Linked DNA regions of Homo sapiens: regions 1 and 2 are each linked to region 3. Evidence: chromatin contacts called from ENCODE Hi-C or POLR2A ChIA-PET data. All regions are on one chromosome and are shown on one strand. Each heading gives the region's core, a stretch centred on a gene start or an enhancer-like site at or near the end of the contact. The rest is flanking DNA. Distances are from core to core; before and after follow the strand shown.

Evidence for each region. A loop is a pair of places that touch in the nucleus more often than their neighbours do. ChIA-PET counts read pairs that join two places held with the same protein, here RNA polymerase II (POLR2A). Pooled maps may share reads with other maps.
Region 1: a map of endothelial cell of umbilical vein shows a loop between it and region 3 (4-fold over the local background). The contact joins the enhancer-like site here to the promoter of CAPZA2 in region 3. A Hi-C loop is called at or near these places in 2 of 168 maps with a recorded cell type or tissue (B cell and endothelial cell of umbilical vein), 2 of 37 single-sample maps with no recorded cell type and 8 of 50 pooled maps. POLR2A ChIA-PET finds 5 or more read pairs at or near these places in 4 of 52 experiments (A673, AG04450, CD4-positive, alpha-beta memory T cell and 1 more).
Region 2: a pooled map shows a loop between it and region 3 (4-fold over the local background). The contact joins the enhancer-like site here to the promoter of CAPZA2 in region 3. A Hi-C loop is called at or near these places in 1 of 168 maps with a recorded cell type or tissue (B cell), 2 of 37 single-sample maps with no recorded cell type and 7 of 50 pooled maps. POLR2A ChIA-PET finds 5 or more read pairs at or near these places in 2 of 52 experiments (AG04450 and activated T-cell).

Annotation. Positions count from the first base shown.
Region 1 is chr7:116,591,265-116,593,964 of GRCh38, forward strand. The region is part of intron 2 of COMETT (cytosolic oncogenic antisense to MET transcript); the gene reads right to left. Among named protein-coding and RNA genes, the nearest start is that of CAV1, 68 kb to the left of the region's middle. Within about 2 kb of position 1,392, at least 8 of the 41 ENCODE cell types and tissues checked have a DNase peak (open chromatin) inside an H3K27ac peak, as active enhancers do; they include endothelial cell of umbilical vein, where a contact is called at or near this core.
Region 2 is chr7:116,573,141-116,575,840 of GRCh38, forward strand. It overlaps COMETT (cytosolic oncogenic antisense to MET transcript), which reads right to left. Exons shown (of 5, transcript NR_165033.1): 3 at 301-604. Among named protein-coding and RNA genes, the nearest start is that of CAV1, 49 kb to the left of the region's middle. Within about 2 kb of position 1,436, at least 2 of the 41 ENCODE cell types and tissues checked have a DNase peak (open chromatin) inside an H3K27ac peak, as active enhancers do.
Region 3 is chr7:116,861,211-116,863,910 of GRCh38, forward strand. CAPZA2 (capping actin protein of muscle Z-line subunit alpha 2) reads left to right here and starts at 1,377. Exons shown (of 10, transcript NM_006136.3): 1 at 1,377-1,440. The coding sequence starts at 1,402. RefSeq lists enhancers at 995-1,044, 996-1,758 and a silencer at 1,125-1,864.

The DNA.
Region 1 (2,700 bases), core at 142-2,641, 270 kb before region 3:
TACATTTAAATGAATCTTTCATTAGACAAAATTAAAATTTAGTTCTTCAGTCTCACTAGCTACATTTCAAGTGCTCAGTAGCCACATGTGGCTAGTGGTTAAGGAGTGGACGGCACAGAGCTAGAATATTTTTATGATAACCAAAGCTCCATTAGATGGCGTTACTAAAAATCATCAAAATCTTGTCTCAATTCTTTGTTATAACATGTTTTGAAGGAATTTCACATAGTGAAAGAATAGCCATACACCTCCAAGTAACAACTGTTTCATTTTCTGGTTTATTGGGTGAACATATTCCAAGCTTCAAAATAGAGCTGGCATACATAACTATTGCTTTAAAAAGATAACACACAGGGTTCCAGAATTGGAAAAGACCTAGAGATAAATCATATATTCCATATGTTCCGTCATTCTCATCTTACCACTGAGGGCACACAGACTAAAAGAGGAAAGTAACTTGCCCAAGGTCATAGGAACAGTTGGCCCACAACGATAGGACCCAGCTTCCTGACTTCAGGTCGCATTGCGCATTCTGAACACCAGTAAGTAAGCTACATCTATCCTGAGACTATATGGTAACCTGACTACATCTCTCAAGTTATATGAAGAAACGAAAAGGAATAAAAAACGGAGACTCAATGTACTGTATACTTTATGTGAAATATTTAGCAGTACTCAAAATTAACACTAGGTGTCAGATCATCAGATTTGAAAAGCTAAACCTGATGAACTCGGAGATTTTCTGCTTGATTAAAAATAATCAAATCCATTGCAAATAAATCCATTATTTGATTAGAAATAATTAAATCCATTGCAAAATGGCATGGCATGATAATTTTGATTGACTTGGTCGTCCTCAGGAACTGAAGCTATATAATCAGTTAAGTCCCTGCTTCTGATCTCTTCTGATTTTCTTCTAAGAAGAGAATAATATTTATTTTTCATAAGTCTAAATTAATTTCTGTTAATTATTTGGGGACACTTTTAATTGTTCTCTGCATTTGAGAAGAAGCCAAAATGTTCAATTCTCCTTAACCTCTTAAGTCTCTTAAAGAGACTTAAAGTGGCATTATACTTCATCTTCTGATGTGTGCTTAACATCGCTACTGTGACACAGCTCCAGTACAAATATTAAAAAGTCTTTGCCTTAGATAATTTAAGGAAAGGATGCAAATGAAAGGCAAGAAATAAAGATTTAACCCCTGTATTGTCAAGCAACGTAGCAGGTTGAAGAGGAGGGAGATAAGGGGATGGGTTTAGTCGGAGGAAAGAGCGAATCTGGGGCACTGCTGATCAGGAGACGGGACTGGCTTGAGGGACACACGGCAGAACAGGCTCATAGCCCAAAGCCAGGTCTGGAGCTAAGGGCAGAGTGAAGAGGGAAGCTTGGCAAGAGAAGGGAACAGGAAGGAGTGTGGGCAGAGATAAGGACCGCAATCTAGCCAGCCGTGACTCTGCCCCTCCCTCTGAAGAAGAGAACTTTATAGAAGGGAAATCAGGCGACAAAGTCAAGGAAAGAGGTGATAGATTTAGAAGACCTTGAAGGGAAAATGAATCCATTGTCATTCTGGGGAAAATGGGAAGGGTAAGATTAAAAGAAATCAGAATTCAGAGCACAAGAAGAATTCCCATGAAAATATTACACCAAAATATGTGCCCATGAAATCACGTTCATTTTTAACAGAAAGGGAATTCCACAAGCAGTGACAATTGTCGATTTTGCTTGATAAGTTTTGCAGCAGTCATGGCATTCATGCTCCTATTCTCCAGCTTAGGAACACTGGGGGCCCCTGGAAACATCAGGGTTACCTCAAGATTTTCACACAAGCTGCCTGGACTTACGTTCCGGCTGCCTGACAGCCTCTGTGATCCTCCTATAGCCATTTTCAGGCACTTCACGGAACAGGCCTTGCAGTTCAAAAAAGCAAGTAGACAAAGTGTCCTCTCAGGCAGCCACTTTTTAATCCCCCAACACCCTTTTTTTAGGAACCTATCCAAAAATCTGTGGATCATATAAAGTTTCCTTTTCTTACCTCCTACCCCCGAATACTTTACAACATTCCACCAAATCTTACTCCCTCGGAGCATCAGGTTCCTAGTCTAACCAAGAAAGAAAGGTAATATGCTAATGGAAAGGTCTGGGGTGCCCTTATAACGCATAAACTTCTGGCTTCACCCAGGGCTGGCCTTGCATCTCAACAAGAGAAAACTCACAATTGCTTCAAGAGCATTGACAAAGTGAGGAAACTCACTGTTTCCTATGACCATTTTTTCTTGTATTTAGAGGAATCAGATTTCCAATGTTCTCAAACTGATCCCTCTGGCATTCTATTGAAAAACAATCTCATAAAACTGAGGGAAACCCTGCTGTTTTATGTCTGTATTCCCAAATCTAGGAAAAGGGAAATACCAGTTAAAAGAATACAGTCCCGGCGTGAGCTGAAAGGATTATTTTTCCGGAGGTTTTAAATCCCATGGTGTTACAGGGTGCTGCAGAGGTGCCTCAGAGCCTTTCAAGGGGCAAGGACATGCAGTGGCAAGGGAGGAAGCTAAGTGAGTATGGCTTAGGGCACGTTCTGCTAGCTTCATTCTTCTTCTATCTGTTTTATATACTGCAGTTCATATTAAAGTATATCTACATTTTAAAATGATTCCACTGGTAAATGTTTAACAACCAGCTCTCCAGAGAGTACAAAAAGC
Region 2 (2,700 bases), core at 186-2,685, 290 kb before region 3:
TTCAACCTTAAATAATAGGCCATTGTGTAGCAGAAAAAACTTTAAACTTAGAAGTAGAAATCTATAATCAAATCCTCAGCCAACTTAAAAACAGTTGTGTGACCTTGGATAAGTCCCATAGCCGGACTGCATTCTCTAAACCAGCAGCTATAACGTTTCCTACCTCATTAGAGTGTGGTGTGAATGAAAATGTGAAGAATGCCTAAAACAGAGTCAGGCCTTGAATGCATTAGAAAGTTTCAGGCAGCCACTCATTCCATCACCCTGTCTCACTCTTTCTAGTGACCCAGGGTCACTTACCTGTTTTTCTTAATACACCCCAAGTCTTTCTCTTGCCTCTCTTTGTAGACCAGAATTATTCTTGTGTTCATCAATATGGATTGAGTCAAAAATTTTCAAGATCTACCTGACTTATTACTTCAAGGATCCATCATCCTCTGGCTTCCATTTTTTTGTATTTCTATAGGCATGGATTCAAAGGGGATATCTGACTGGCTCAGGCTAGATCCAGATGAACTCCTCCTACATTTGTTGTCCATCCTGGTCCAATCAGTGGCAGCTAAGGGAGCTCAGTCACTTGTTTGAAGTTTGCCCAGTCAAGGGGCTGTGGAAGGAAGAGGAAGTTAATCTGAGACAGGATTGTGACAGGCAGACCAATAAACATGTCTGTTTACAATCTAAATATTCATAAAATTCCAATCCCCCAAATTCTCCCACATATGTATGCTCTTGTATTCCCCTGAGATAGGAAGGGAGGCATGCTCATAACCCCATTTTACAGATGGGAAGAATAAAGTGCCAGGAATACTGGTCCCTCCATTAGGGTCACTTAATGAGCCACTGGTGAAACAAGAAATAAATCCGAATTGAGAGCTTAGACTGCCTGGTCTCCTGTTAACAATTAAGACTGCAAAAATTTCAAACCATATCGCATGCACAATAAATACTGCATCTGAATCAATTGTAGAGACAAAGACAGAGGCACAGGGAGAAGACAGATCTATCCAAGGTCACTCAAGTGAGGAAATAAACCAGCTTAAAATAGACTTCTGTCTCAGCAGCATTGTGCTTTCACTCCTGGGCAACTTCCTGCCTATACAGCAACATTAATGCCAGCAAGGAAGGAACCTGAGGGTTAAATCCTTGGCCCCAGCCCCAGATAGCAATACAGAACCCCACCCCCGTAATTCAGTCAATAAATAGATGTCCCTTTCATACAAGTTTCAGAAAACACAGTTAATATACAACCACTACTCACAAATTAAATAAGTTATCTTACTGTAAAGGATATAACTATTTTATTATCTTTGCAATTAAAATGAAATATGCTAAAGGTAGAAGCAATACAAAACAGCTGCTGCCAGAAGTTTCAATAAAAGATCACTACTGGGCACCCTTATAACTGTGGGACCATTAGGAGATTTAAATGTCTTCTTCACTTTGCCCATGGTAGGGAGTGAGGCTGCACTGAGAAACATCACTGGCATGAGGTCTAATTGCCTGCCCTATGATTAATGTTGCCAAGTGAATTCAGAAGTTGTCACAGTTCTCATCCTATGGTCCAGGCTCATTTATAAAATAGAGCAAAGGGAGCCCAGTGCTTTGAGAATGCCAATGCAAAATTATAATAATTACTTATTACATGATACAGTTGTTAAAGTATTTTCTGTGTTGTTCAAAAAAAAAAAAAACAAGGCATGTACATTGGTAGAGAAGGCAGAAGAAATACTTATGACTGTGTTTTCCTCTTGTAACTTTCCCAGGCAGAATTACTCTGGTCCCTAAGGCCTTGAGGCACTTTTTTCTTATCTCCACTGAACTGTAAACTACTGGGGTTCAGAGACCAATTTTTAGCTTTCATTGTATCTATAGGATTTAGCATAGTGACTGGCATAATAAAAATCTGCTAAACTAAAACTGATACCCTGTTATAGAATTTCCATGATGTATTCTAAGTTCTGTCATAGGCATGCAATAATTGTAAGTTCTCAAAATGGAGGGACCAAGTCTAGTCCTTTGTATCTTTATAACTCTGCAGCTCTGCTATCCAACAGAACTTTCTGCAATAAGGGAAATGCTTTATTTCTGTTCTAGGAAAAGGAAAGTTCTTAAAGAAATGTTCTTCCTTTAAGAGTCTATGTAAACACTATTCAATAAGAGCCATTGGCCACTTGCGGCAATTGAGTGCTTGAAATATGGCTAGTGAGGTGAAAAAATGCATTTCTGATTTAATTTCAATTAAAATCACCCCTTGTAGCTCATGGCTACTATGTCAGACAGAGCAGCACTGGACGCCAAGTGTGGTGGCTCACGCCCATAATCCCAACATTTTGGAAGGCCAAGACGGGAGGATCACTTGAGCCCAAGATTTCAAGACCAGCCTGGGCAATGTAGAAAGACCCAGTTTCTACAAAAAAAAAAAAAGTAAATTATCCAGGTGTGATGGCACAGGCCTGTGGAGGATCACCCGGGTCTGGGAGGTCGAGGCTAGTGAGCCATGATCGCACCACAGCACTCCAGTGTGGGAAACAGAGCGAGACCCCATCTCAAAAAAAAAAAAAAGAGTAGCACTGGAATCTAGGCTGATGTGTGGCTTTCAGTAGTTGCTATTTTAATGTTTATGAATGAATAAATGAATGAATGACTACACATACCTAATCCCTCCACAAACCTACTTCCCGCCAAACTGCTTTCAGCTGC
Region 3 (2,700 bases), core at 127-2,626:
GCTGGAGTACAGTGGCGCGACCTCGGCTGACTGCAACCTCCGTCTCCCGGGTTGCAGGGACAGGGACAACCTCCGCCTCTCGGGTTGCAATGACTTCTGCAACTCTCCTGCCTCAGCCTCCCGAGTAGCTGGTATTACAGGTATGCGCCACCACGCCCCGGATAATTTTTGTATTTTTAGTAGAGACGGGGTTTCTTCATGTTGGCCAATCTGGTCACGAACTCCTGACCTCAGATGATCTGCCCACGGAGGCCTCCCAAATTGCTGGGATTACAGGCCTGAGCTACCGCGCCCGGCCCCAACTGTTCAATATATGTTTGTTTAATGAGTAGAAAATGAGCTTCTTGAGTATGGAAGTTTCTCTTTTTATTTCAACAGTTTTGGAATACAGGTGGATTTTTGGTAACATGGATAAGTCCTTTAGCGGTAACTTCTGAGATTTTAGTGCACCCATCACCTGAGCAGTGTACCCTGTACCCAATACGTAGTAATTTATCCCCTCCCCAGTCCCCAAAGTCCATTTTATCATTCTTATGCCTTTGAACCCACATAGCTTAGCTCCCACTTATAAGTGAGAACATAAAATATTTGGTTTCCCATTCCTGAGTTACTTCACTTAGAATAATGGCCTCCAGCTCCTTCCAAGTTGCTGCAAAAGGCATTATTTCGTTCCTTTTTATGGCTGAGTAGTATTCCATGGTGTATATACCCACATTTGCTCTATCCACTCATTGGTTGATGGACACTTAGGTTGGTTCCATCTCTTTGCAATTGCGAATTGTGCTGCTATGAACATGTATGTCTAGCTTGCTTTTTTCCCCCTCAACACTGTATCCCCAGAGACTAACACAGTGCCCCGCACCCCGTTAAAGAACCAAAAAATATTTGTTGGATGAATAAAGGAGTATATCAAGAGCAATCTTTCAATTATGGAGAGGGTCGTGATGTGTATTTTAATGAAAGCCAACTATCTTCTCTAATATTTGAAAAAACAATGTTTAAAAGGCTTCTATTTGTACACCTTTTCACATTTTAGCTGGCAGAGTTCAGGACTTGATGGAAACATAACGAAGGGCTCAGAATGTACTCATCGCAGACTGAGCCCATATGGTCACAGTGGGGAGAGCACGCTGCACTCAAGATGCTAGCAAGCCTGCAGCAGGCGGCCCAGCGAGACACGGTCCCCCGCCCGGCCACCAGGCGCCCGCGCACGCGCACAGCCGCGCTCAGTCCGCGAGGGCCGGGTCGAGGGAGGCGGGGCTCCCGGGGTGCGCGTGCGCGGCGGCCTGAGCGGCGGGCCCCTCCCTTAGCGGGGGCGCGCGGCGCTGAGGACCGCACGGAAACGGGGAAGTCAGGTGGCCGCTGCCGCCGCCGCCGCCGCGGTTTGTCGCCAGAAGGAAGATGGCGGATCTGGAGGAGCAGTTGTCTGATGAAGAGAAGGTAAGAGTCGCGGGGGCGACGGCGCGGGCTGTCAGGAGCCGGCTCAGCCCGGGCGGGTGGGCCCGGAGTCTGGTCGCGGGGGAAGGGCATTGGCCCGCAGCTGGCCTTGCCCTCGGCTGCCCTTCCTCCCCCATCCTTACTGCGCCCAGTGCCTGCCCCTGTCCGTCACCCGAGGCCCCGCGCGGGGGCAGGTCTCTGCCAGGCCTGCTCGCTCCGCTCCTTGTAGGGTGTGTACTCCGAAAATAGGAAGCGGGAGCCGGGCGACGGCGGGCGGGGGCGCGGGCGCGGGGGAGGGCGGCGGCTGCCCAGGACCCTCTCCTGCTGTCGGGCCGCGGGGCCTCCGCCGGGGCCGGGGACCGGGGACCAGGGACGCAAAGGGGTTTGCGTCCGTGCGTGGGAGCGGCCCAAGGGCAGTGCCCAGCGCGGCGGCCTGGCCTGTGAGTGTAGCGGCGGGTGAGGGGAAGGGAAAAATCGCTTAGGAAGCAGACCTTCACTTCTCCCTTCTACTTCCCCCTCCTCAAAGCAAAATGCTTCCTTTTCTGATCCTCTACGGTTTATCCTTTTTTTTCCCTTTCCCCATGGAGGCATCTCTCCCTCCTTCTCTCTTTCCTTTCGTGGCTCTAGCAGTAAGCTTGCAGCTCCCATGTTCCCCAGGAGGCAGCGGAGTTGCTCACAAAAAGACGACCCCCTCCCCATAGTTGTTTTCTGCCCACGTTGGCAGCAGCCCCCCCCCGGGGGTCGATTTGGTGGCACCTCACTTTCCTGCTAGGACTTCTTCCGAAGAGGGGAAAATGTGCAACTCCTTTTACTGTATATTAGATGCTGTGACAGCAATGGAACCAGATGAACGACTTAAGTTCTCAGATATTTAAAACGAGTAATGGAATAATTCATTGAACTGCTGCTCTCTTAATTCGCCCCTTTCGTTTGGCTTTTGGGAACGTCCCATTCCCGAGGGTGGTGGGGTAGGGGAGAACCCTGCTAATTTTGACTGTTTCTCGGAAAGGACCCTTAGAAGTAACTGACAGAACATAGGAATGAGTTAGTTGCAGGGTTGGAAATGTCCACTCTTCGTTAAAGAGTGCTTCATTTTTAAATTTCAAAGCCAGTGCAGGAAAATACAGGTACATTTAGGTATGTTGTGGTGTTTAAGAAATCTTCATGTAAGTCTGAGGATATTTTCATTTAGGACCCTCTGCTCTAGATGTTTTTATATGCTGTGTTCTTGCACCGAAATAGAAGGTTCTGTCCCATTCCCAA